Linked DNA regions of Homo sapiens: region 2 is linked to region 1. Evidence: chromatin loops called from intact Hi-C (ENCODE). Cell type or tissue: dorsolateral prefrontal cortex. All regions are shown on one strand. Links, peaks and the distances in the headings refer to the core of each region. The heading gives the core; the rest is flanking DNA.

What was found. Hi-C counts contacts between places; a loop is a spot of excess contacts. Peaks named below come from ENCODE experiments on the same cell type or tissue, not always from the same donor. Only the 100,000 strongest peaks of a DNase experiment are listed, where the experiment ranks them.
Region 2: it touches region 1 in a loop (7-fold over the local background); 15 of 110 quality-filtered maps call a loop at or near these places.

The regions. Positions count from the first base shown.
Region 1 is chr3:186,095,322-186,100,696 of GRCh38, reverse strand. All of the region lies in intron 5 of ETV5 (ETS variant transcription factor 5), which reads left to right. Among named protein-coding and RNA genes, the nearest start is that of ETV5, 11 kb to the left of the region's middle. RefSeq lists an enhancer at 2,598-3,111. In dorsolateral prefrontal cortex, for the core only: a CTCF peak has its summit at 2,778; DNase peaks (open chromatin) are centred at 1,276, 2,396, 2,756 and 4,756; H3K4me3 peaks cover 1,473 bases; H3K27ac peaks cover 4,631 bases.
Region 2 is chr3:186,198,540-186,203,914 of GRCh38, reverse strand. The region is part of intron 21 of DGKG (diacylglycerol kinase gamma); the gene reads left to right. Among named protein-coding and RNA genes, the nearest start is that of ETV5, 92 kb to the right of the region's middle. In dorsolateral prefrontal cortex, for the core only: no CTCF peak of the experiment used is centred there; a DNase peak (open chromatin) is centred at 2,954; H3K4me3 peaks cover 856 bases; H3K27ac peaks cover 1,747 bases.

The DNA of each region.
Region 1 (5,375 bases), core at 269-5,268:
GTGTTTCAAAGAGAATGGAACAACTGGAGGAAGTACAAGTAATTTCCTAAGGACCAGCTAATTAACTGATAAAATCGACTTTTCATAAATACATTGCAATAGACGGCTGGGGAAATAGGATTAACTGTTATGACAGCCCTTGAGCCTAAAACACATTGATCTTAATCCTGTTTCACGATGAGATTATTCAGCTGGATTTCTTTATTAATGTGTGAGTTTAGTACAGTAGAGGCAGTGCCTTTCCTTTGGAGAGGGTACATCATTTTGGTCTTTGGTCCTAGGTGTGGTGTAGCAAAACACCACGTTTTCTTGCTTGGGCCACCTCTATTCAAAAGGATCATCCTAAAGTCTTTTTGTTTGGCAAGGTAAGAAAGAAAACAGTGGGCACTTTAAAAATAAGAGGTTTGAGGGAAAACAAGGCCATTGGTTTATACTTTTCAGGAATCAGTAGTTCTGAAGGTAGAAAAGAATGCTGATGAAAGCGTGAGGAAAACATGGAGGAGAGATTCTTTGACTCCAGGTTTTACAGTGTTACTTTCAAAGTGTTTGTTAGTTAGCCCAGTACCTTACTGCTGGGAGGGTGCTAAATGATTTGAAATCCTTCCTGTTTTGATAGCCTCAAAGATTCTTAGACTCAGTATTCTGAAGGACCCAAGACCTACAGTACGCATTTACTTAAAGGAGCCATCTGTTTTACAAAATCTGCTTTCGTCTACCTTTAATTCAGTTAGGCTTATTTAAAACTGAATTTTTCTCTTACCCTTCTGTGTCTCTGCGCTGTTAGTCATCTAACAAAACCCAGTAGGCTTACCAGTCCTTTGTATTTGGTGAGAAAGATTTGGGACGGGGAGTTACATCTGTGTCAAGATCACTTGTGTAGGTGCCAGAAGTAACAAAATCCTGGCATCCATGAAGAAATTACCATTTATCCCCTCCTCTTTCAGCATTCTTCAGTTTTACAGGAGTAAGGCATGGGTAGCATAATGAAGCCGAAAATGTGTACTGTCTCCCATTTCTACCATCTAGTAGTATCATTGTTTTAATTTCAGCCCTAGAAAAAAATGTTTCTTGGTGGTGGGGTGGGGTGTGTGATTCTCTGCCGAGAAACTGTTCCCTCCACACATTTCTTGGGTTTTAGTGGTGGTAAAGTACATCCAGCCTCAGAGGCTGACAGCCCCCTCTCGGGCATACGGCTGCCCTTGAGGCAGCTTGGGCCCCATCTGTGCCCTGGCACACAGTGCTTCTCCACTTGGAATCCAAGGAGCTCAGAGGCTTGTCATGTTGCAGCTCCCAGCTCTTGGACAAGTGCCAGGCATGCTGATGCCATTACCGGATTAGGTTGCTTTTTTAAAAATTCATTTTGTGAACTCATCAAGCTCATTTAACAGAGGCTTTGGTCGTCAGTTTCTATCATTGTCCTATCCCTCTAGGCTTGGCTTAAAGGAGTGGCAAGATACCAGGCCCCTAGTATGTGCCGGCACTAGTTAGAGTGTGTATGTATAAATTATAACCATAATGTAAGTACACCTTTGGGCCTGGCAGGCAAATGACAGTGGGTTAGCAACTCAGATGTTAAAGGGAAAAGAATTCCCCGTAAGAGGACTCTGCATAGAAAATAAAGGGGGCTCCCTTGTTTAAAAAGAAAGAAGCATCTAGGGGAAAATTGAAGCAGAGAGTGCAAGATTCCAGGGAGCAGGATAAGATCTAGTTATTAAAAGGCCAGGAGTTTGAGGCTGATCTGAACAGCCGAGGCATGGAATGGGGATTCTGTGGTCAGAAGGACTTCAGAGAAATGCTTCCAGTGGCACTGAGTTCGCTGGAGGGGACATGAGGGCAGGCAGTGAGAAGAAGCATACATAAGACATTTGAAAATAGCCAAATATGTGATGAAAAAAAGGAAACAACCATGAGCTAAAATTTATCTCCTGGATTTGCTTTTCATAAAGAAGTATGCTTTTCCTTGAAATAAAGTCTGGTTGTCAGACGGGCTCCATCCGCTTTCCCTCAGGGTGATTATTGAAGGTTTGGAAAAAATATCTAAGAAGCAAAGCCAGTTTTTTTTGCCTTGTACTTTGCAAAGTCTCGGCGTAGATTTCACCCTCCAACCTTAGATCTCCACATTCTTCCCTTTTGATGTCTCATGAGCATTCAGGAGGGTATTCTGAACTCTTCAGGCTGGATCCAAAGCCAAAAAAGGAACTGTGAAATTGTCTTAATAGGTAGCTTGTCCCCTCCTCTGCAGCCAGAAAATCTGGTAGTGTCTCCAGAGCCCTCCTCCCCTGGGGAGGAAGCCAGGTGGCTCCCGATGTAGCTACCAGCAGTGAATGGGAAGGAAGGTCTGGAGAGGCAGGCTTCCAGAGAGAGTTGTGCCCTAATGCAAACCAGCTCACCCTGGGGCAGGAGAAATACCACTGAAGTCTGTTTCTCTCCGCTGGTAGCTACAGCCAGATTCTGAACCGAGGGGCACATGATAGTTTTTCTTTTGCCTTTCCCGTTTTGCCAGAGGGCACTTTCTGACCTTACTTCTAGCGGACTTTTGCACAGCCTTGCAGATTTCCACAAGGGTCTTGGCCATTTGAATCCTAGGAAGGGTGCACAGCAGGCAAGATCCCCTGCCGTGTCTGAATTTCTTACGTAAACACAGCGTACTGAGCGAGCAAGCGTCCCTGCGGCGACAGCTGGGCGCTGAGCACTATTAGGTCTGCCCCAGCTAGCAGAGCTGCAGATTCCCCCTCTTGCCTGAATGGAGCATTCCAAATTGGTTGTGAATGGAGGGCGGGGCTCACTTGCAGACTTTTTCAATGAATAACCAGACCCCATTGTGCAGCCCGTGGAAAAACAACCAACTCAAACAACACTGGGACTGTTAGAAATATGCTTGTGATTGGCAGCTTGGAGAGCCTCCAAAATTAGTTTCCTTTGGCTTCCCTGCTGCTCCCTGTTCTCCAAGCCTGGGCTTAATGGGGTTTGAGTTTTCTTTTAAGTGCTCACTTTAACCCTTAAACTGCCGGGCTGATGGCCTGGGATTCTGGGGAAGAGCTGCCGCTGACCCACAAAGCCAGTGAAGCCCATTCCCCTTTCTTTGTCTCTCATTTTAGACTGTAGCTGTCTAAAGGGCGTGATAATAAGAGGAGAGGGTGGTTTAGCTTCCCCTGGAGAGGGAGGTGTTGAGACTTGATCTGAGGCTGTTAAACCCTTTTATCTCCTTCCCGTGGGGTTGTGGCTTTAGCTCCCCATTGAGGATTCCTGCCTGCTCTTCTCTGACCTCCCCTCTACTCCAGGCCTGAATAGCCCAGGTGTTTACCTGCCACGACACAGACACTTCTTGCTTAGGCTTACAATTTTAACACAGGGGGAGACAAAGTTGTAGTTTTTCTACTCCTTTGCCTTCACTCCTGTTTAATTTTCCACTGTGGTCAGATAAGTATTTTTTAAACGACCGTACTCAAACTTCTGGTACTGAGCAATGGGGGAACCTCACTATGGCTGTAAACCCTTCCACTGGACACTAATCAAATGCATTGCCTCCCAAAATGAACATCCTTGGAAGTACCAGAAAAACCCAGCCTCTGAGCAACCCCCAAACCAAAGTAGCCTCATCATGCCAAAACTAGGCCAGGTTTTAAGGGTGCACGTGCCTCAAAATAGCATCCAGCCTTGATTGATTGATTGATTAATTGGCCAAGCGGGTGTGCTGGGGGTGGTCTTGCTGTGTTGCCCAGGCTGGTCTGAAACTCATGGCCTCAAGCAGTCCTCCCACATAGCTGGCATTACAGGTTCGAGCCACCACACCTAGCTGCTTCCACACTTAAACATCCTCCAACATCTTACCTGGTAGCTCACCGGCAGCTCACAGACACACGTCCAGTGTTCTCTGTGGGATAGCCCAGGGATGTATGATGAGCATAAAAAGGACAATCAGTTAAAAGGCAAAACAAAACTTAATAGTAATGATCCAGAGCAACTTCCTCAGGATTTTAAAGAGCTCTTCTTAGTTCCTACTCTTCATCCTCACAAACTTAATAAGGCAGTTTGCACTTGTGTTTTGCCTCAAGGATTTTTTTTTCCCTTGCTGTAAGTTGGCCTTGCAAGCATGCCTTCCCTTCCCTATTAAAAAAAGAACAGGCCTGGGCAGATTGTCCTTTTGTGAGAGAGTTTGAAACCTCTCAGGAGGTAACCCTAGATATCAGCTGTGTAGGAGGTTGCTGATATCTGTGTTTCTCCAGAGGGGCTGAAAAGGACTTCGCTTACATAAACACTTTCAGCTGAGTGCCTGGAAATGCTTTGTAATGGCCTGCAAGAGCACTTAATGAGGGTCTTTTATACTTTTCCCATAGAAAAGGTAGAATAGAAGAGGGGGGGATGTCTCTTTCACATGGTCACCCACAGTAAAGGCCGGATCCTGGAGCCTACCCCTAGTTTCCTCATCTGAATTTTAATAGAGAATAATTGAGGGGGGATAACTTTGCTGTGCTGAGGGATATCTCGACTCAGAAAATTTCTGCTTCTCCTCAACTCCCTCTTCATTTTTTTTCTTCCCCAGCAGCCATGGAATTTTATTTCTTGCGGAAGAAGGTGGAAACAGCATAGGGTTTTGGGAGGTATTTAGTATTTTGACAACTAATAATCATAGTCCCTGCTTCCCCATTTTTATGCCTATTGAAACAGGAAACAAATCACATTTCTTAGGCTCCAAGTGTCTGCAGAAGCAGAGGAGCCCTGTCACGTGTTTATGTCCCGCCTCGGCCACAGCGCCTGCTCTGCGCACTGTGGACACCTGGTGCATACAGCCCGCACACCACCGCATTCCCTACCACATGCCCTTCCCATCCCAGCTGCCCCAGCCTCCAGCTGGTGGGGAAGTAACACTGTAAAGGGTCTCAAACCCAGAGTTCTGAGTCCTTGGGATGACCTTCTAGATAAAGAGAACAAAAGCTAGTTAGGGCTATTTCTCATTTTCTGTTTCCTCTTTTAAACACATACACTAGCCAAGTGTTGCTAGGCTGCATTTAGACTTTGAGCAGCTAATGCTATGTTTCCCAGTAAGACTGCATGTGCTAGAGAGCAAGTCACAGTTTAGGCACCCTTGACGTACTTGCTGAGTTTCTGCTTTTAGGAGAAGTGGGGCTATAGATAGAAGGGAATGGTTCTGGGGGAAGAAACTCATTTCCCTAGGGTTTGGATTTTCTCCTGTCAGATTTTAAGGATGAATTTTCAATCTGAAATTAAAGATAAGATTTTCCACAGTGCTTAAATCCTATTTCAAGTACTGTTAACATTTCACTTTAGTGCCAGTGTGGATGAGAATTATGTAAGTTGGGAGTAAATTATAGAAGGGTTGTTAAAGCTTAAGGTTTAGTTTTGCAATTTTTTTT
Region 2 (5,375 bases), core at 295-5,294, 100 kb before region 1:
ATCTGAACCTTCTTCTCAGCTACCACAGGTAGAGCCTTTCCCTGGAGTAAGGAAAGTAGGAATTGGCTGACGTACAGCCTGTCCATGCCGCCACAGTGGAAGAAATGGAAACACGCATGGGGAAGGGAAAGTTGAGAAGAGCATTAGAAGGGATTTTGAGTTCGTGGAAAATAAGAGGGCCAACCTGATTACATATCAAACCATGGAGTCAAAAGTAAGGCTAGAATGGTCCTGAGAGAGCTCCTCCTTCTAGTTTATTCCCCTTCCTCAATCCAGTCCAGCAGCTCCCTCATTCCAGCATCACCTTCACTGTGAGACCATCCAAGGCAGCTCCTGCCACTTCTGGTTGCTTCTTCTTGCCCATTCACCGGTTCTCACCACTTGGTTTCTTTCTGCTTCCTCCTAATCGGTTTCTTTCCGCTACTCCTAATATGTGGGCTAACCTCTTTTCCCGATTACAAAGGTAATCCAAATTCATGGCAGAACATTTTAAAATACAGAGGGGCAAAAAAGAAAATAACCCCCAATCCCACCAACCAGGAATCAGCACTGCTACAACATTGGCCTCGTTTCAATCTTAGGGTAATGTTAGCCCTTGTTTCTTTATCATCAGGCCTCCTGAGGACCTCTGTGATTCTTTGGCTTATTAAATCTTTATTCATTTTTAAATGCAGCTCCATCATCCCCATCTCTGTCTCTTTCAGTCGTGCACTGACTACGAGTTTCCTTCACTAATGCTTAGAATCGTTCAGCTTACTAAAGAAAAACTGTTTCTGTCAACTTTCCCTTACAAAATTCCATTGTTTGCTTGCAGTTTCTGGCACATAAAACTTTTTCTTTTTCTTAAATGACCCTCTTTTTTATTTCTTACTAATGTGCACCCTGTAGTTCACTTCAAGCCTCTATTCATTCATATGCTTTTATTTTCCGGTTCTTTTCCATTTCTTTTGTTCTTTGTGAATTACTTTGATTTTCTTTTGTCTTCAGACTCCTGGCTCTATCTACTTTGTGTCTTCCGTGGACTTAGAAGTAACTTTTAAAGATTATGTTTTATGCCTACATTTTCACAAAGTAGTTGTTGAGGGATATGCAGCATGTTTAATAGATGGGGCCCAAGAAAGTCTCAGAAGACCAAAGTTGGGGGTCAAGTGATTCAGCATGTTGGGTCAGAATGCTCTCCCACAATACATTTCTTTCTGGAAGATCCTCTCAGCCAACTTCTGTCCCAGCCCCAGGAAGCATATGTCTTCTACCACCAAGGTCCCTTACTAAAAGAATAACTTTCCCCAAGCAATGTCTACCAAACAAATGCATCTTTTAAGTAATAATAAACTGCGAGGCCCCATCAGTGGGAAATGACCTAGACTTTTTAGAATATTCAGAGGAATTCATGATCTTCATCACCACACATGGGAGATTTGGGAACCTCAGGGAAGAGAAACATTACAATCCTTTTCTTCCTCTACAATCACAGGTTATTAAACAGAGAATATTATATACAAATATGTCTTGTTGGCTATAGTGGATATGTCTTTGTTTTTCTAACTTATCCTGTGAAGTCATAAACTTACTAATCTTAGTCTTCACTAGAAGAGGAATTAAGAAGGTAGAAGAACTGAATCTTTAAAGAAGGTCATAGAATCTACAAGGGGTTGGATAAATACCACTGTGCACACACACGTGTTATATCTCAAGCCCATTAGGCTCAACAAATGAATAACAATAGCAGCAACTTACTGAGTACTTACCACGTGGCAAGCTCTGTCTTATTTCATCTTTATAACAGCTCTGCATGGTTGTGTATTATTCCCATTATTTACCCAAGGAAACTGCATCTCATAAAACAAGTAAGTACTCCCAAGATCAGATGAGTTTCAAGCCTCAATCTGTGATCCCCAGCCCATATGCCCTTCACAATGCCACGGGACCTGCAGTAGGAGATGACCTCTGCATTACCTTCCTGCTTTTAGAAAAGTCATGTGTCCATTTAGTTGATAAAGGGGCTCCCATTCAGGACTTGGCATATCTATCAGGCAGTCAGCTTTCTGAAGCAAGGACTTTATCTTATTCATTCTATACCCCTGGACTTAGCACAATGCCTAAAATGAACTAATTCCTCAATAGTTGTTTGTTGATTATAAAATTGAACCAAGTATAGGGAATTCCACAATTGGTGTGAACATTAGCAATGATCACTTGGCCAGCCTCAAGTCCCGCCTTTTTCTTGGAAGCTACCAGAAAAAGGGGCCCACCTTGCTGCATTTGTAACACAAAGGGGAAGATGGCTGGCACTCATGCCTTCTCCTAACTGCGCAGTGAGTGAGAAGGCCTCCCACGCCCATCTCTAGGAAGCTATTGGTGGTATCTTTGATAGTAGCAGAGGGTCCGGGACAACTGTGAACCAGGACAGGAAATGCCAACATTCTCCCACCTCTTTCCCACCCAACAGAATTAAGACAGTGAGTGGGCAGAGCTCATGTGGCAGTGAGGGTGCCAGGTGGCTGTAGGGTGGAAGTCACCCTGCAGGGCAGAAAGGGTCTCCATTCTGAGCCCTCTCTCATGGCTCAGAAGCCTACCTGCCCATGATCCCTGCTGGCCCCCAGGCCATCAGGCCCTGCTTTGTCTGCAGGAAAGTGTGATCCCTCAAAAAGCCCCATCCACTCCAGGTTGGCCTCAGCTTCCCAGACAGACAGCAAAGCCTATTAATCTGCATCCAGAGCAAGAATCCCTTAACACACTAGTTTAAAAAAAAAAAAAGAAAGAAAGAGAAAAAAACACCTGGGGAGGGTGGAGCAGTGGATAGGAAACAGCTTTGCCTTCTGTCCAACTCTGAAGCAACCCATCACTGTGAACTCTGAGAAACAGCAGTTTTGTTTTGGAAACTGGCACCCAGTGCCGGCTCACTCCTGGAAATGAATTTGGGCACCCCCACCCCCAGCTGCAATATTCTACTTCCAGTCTGCCTGCCAACACCCCCTTCCAGCTGCCCCTCTCAAAGGCACCATTGTGCCCGCCTGGCACAGCAACAGAGGAGGGCTAAAGAGGAAGAAAACATTTTCTGCCCATGGGATGTTCTTAAGCAGGTTGTGTGTACATGGCTTCAATGCCGCATTCCTTGAGCCCACACAAACCCGCCAGAACTCCATCATCCCTGTCACAGATGCAGCCACTTTCCAGTCTAACTGGCCCACCTCAGCTCACTGTCAGAGAACTCGGAGCACACACCAGGGCGGACAAGGCTAGGTGGAAGTGGGGGGTCAGGATGGCACTCTTTCAGCACAGCGCACACTAGCCTGCCAAAACAAAGCTGAATGTAGATGTGGAATTTTGGAACTGGAAGGGGATTTAGTTCCACTTACCACTCCACAAAAGACTCATCCTAGCACATTCTGATAAGTGGGCACCCAGCCTCCTCCTGAATACTCCAAAGATAGGAAGCTCACTACTTTTCAAGAAGCCTGCTGCGTTACTGGACAGCTCTGATCTTCAGAAAGTTCTTCCTGATGTTGAACAAGGATTGTGTGTCCCATTCCTTGTCATCTTCTTCCCTAGACAGCACTTAGAACAATACTTGGAACAAAATCAGTGCACAATAAGTGTTTACGGGGTGCATGACTGAAGTCTTCATCCACTGGGCCCATTTTCACCCTCTAGGGGCACACAGAGCATCCTCCACACTCCTCCACATGGCTGCCTTTCATAGGGCTGGAGATGTATCTTCATGGTGTCTCCTTTTCATCTTCACTGAGCTAAACAGCCTCAGTTCCTTAGAGGACTTGATTTATAGACCCACAAATATCCTGGACCACTCTTCTCTTGATACACTCCATTTTTTTCATGGTCCGCCTTAAAATGAAAAATCAAATTCCTGTTCTATAATACTCTAAATGCGATCTCATAGGTAACAAAGCACAAGAGTAAGAGGCATCGGGAGCATGCACTCTGTAAGTTGGGCTGACTTCTTGATCTCGTCACTTGCATCTCATGCATGAAACCCGCAGGTTCATGAGGACTATCATGAACCTTGACAAATTTGGAAAGACATTCCTTCCTTAGTGTCACCGAGTCAATGTTTCCTCATCTGTAAAAATGGAAATACAAGGCCGGGCGCAGTGGCTCACACCCTGTAATTCCAGCACTGTGGGAGGCTGAGGCAGGCCGATTGTCTGAGGTCAGGTGTTCAAGACCAGCCTGGCCAAAATGGTGAAACCCCATCCCTACTAAGAATACAAAAATTAGCCGGATGTGGTGGTGTGCACCTGTAATCACAGCTACTCAGGAGGCTGAGGCGGGAGAATCTCTTGAACCCAGGAGGCGGAGGTTGCAGTGAGGCGAGATCATGCCACTGCACTCCAGCCTGGGCTACAGAGCAAGACTCTGTCTCAAAAAAATAAATGGGAATACAAATACTGACATTGTAGGGTTGTGAAGATTAGACATAAAATATATAAAGTGCTGGTTCACAATAGTTACTCAATAAATGATATATATTAATAATATATAACATACGTGTGGATTAATATCATTATCTAACTGCCCACAATAGACATCAGCTCCTAAAATGATATAAACCAGCACCTCTGAATGCAGGAGAAGCCACTGTTCTGTAAGAGTTGCTACAGGCCAGGCCAGTTTGTGTATGTGGATAATACTGGACTGTCCTGAAAGCCAGGCGTGGTGGCTCATGCCTGTAATCCCAGCACTTTGGGAGGCTGAGGTGGGCAGATCACGAGGTCAAGAGATCCAGATAATCCTGGCCAACATGGTGAAACCCTGTCTCTACTAAAAAAAATACATAAATTAGCTGGGCTTGGTGGCATGCGCCTGTAGTCCCAGCTACTCGGGAGGCTGAGGCAGGAGAATCCCTTGAACCCAGGAGGCAGAGGTTGTAGTGAGCCAAGATCGCACCATTGCACTCCAGCCTGGGTAACAAGAGCAAAACTCCGTCTTAAAAAAAAAAATACTGGACTGTCTTTCCAATAATGTTGTCGCCACTCAATACATCACCTTTTCTTCCTTTCTGAGCCACATCAGGTTATTGACACTAGAAACATTCTCTCTAGTTTTTCTCTGCGGAAAACAGATATTGTTGTTTGCCCTGTTTTTCTTTGACTCCCAGTACTTTCTCTATTATGGCCATAGGCCCTGCAGACATGCAGGTAACTACTTCCTTTTCTTCCCCGTTGCCTCCAGCCAGCAGTGTGCTAGAGCAAGCTTGCTTGCTGGTGTATCTCTTCCCAACTTGCCTTTTGGTGATGTCATCATGGTCACTTGAAATTGGCCATAGTAGGAATATTGACACCACCATGGAACACAATAACAAAGGCTTTTTTTCCTCCAAGGGAGTCTGCTGTTAAGCACTGACAGCACACCAC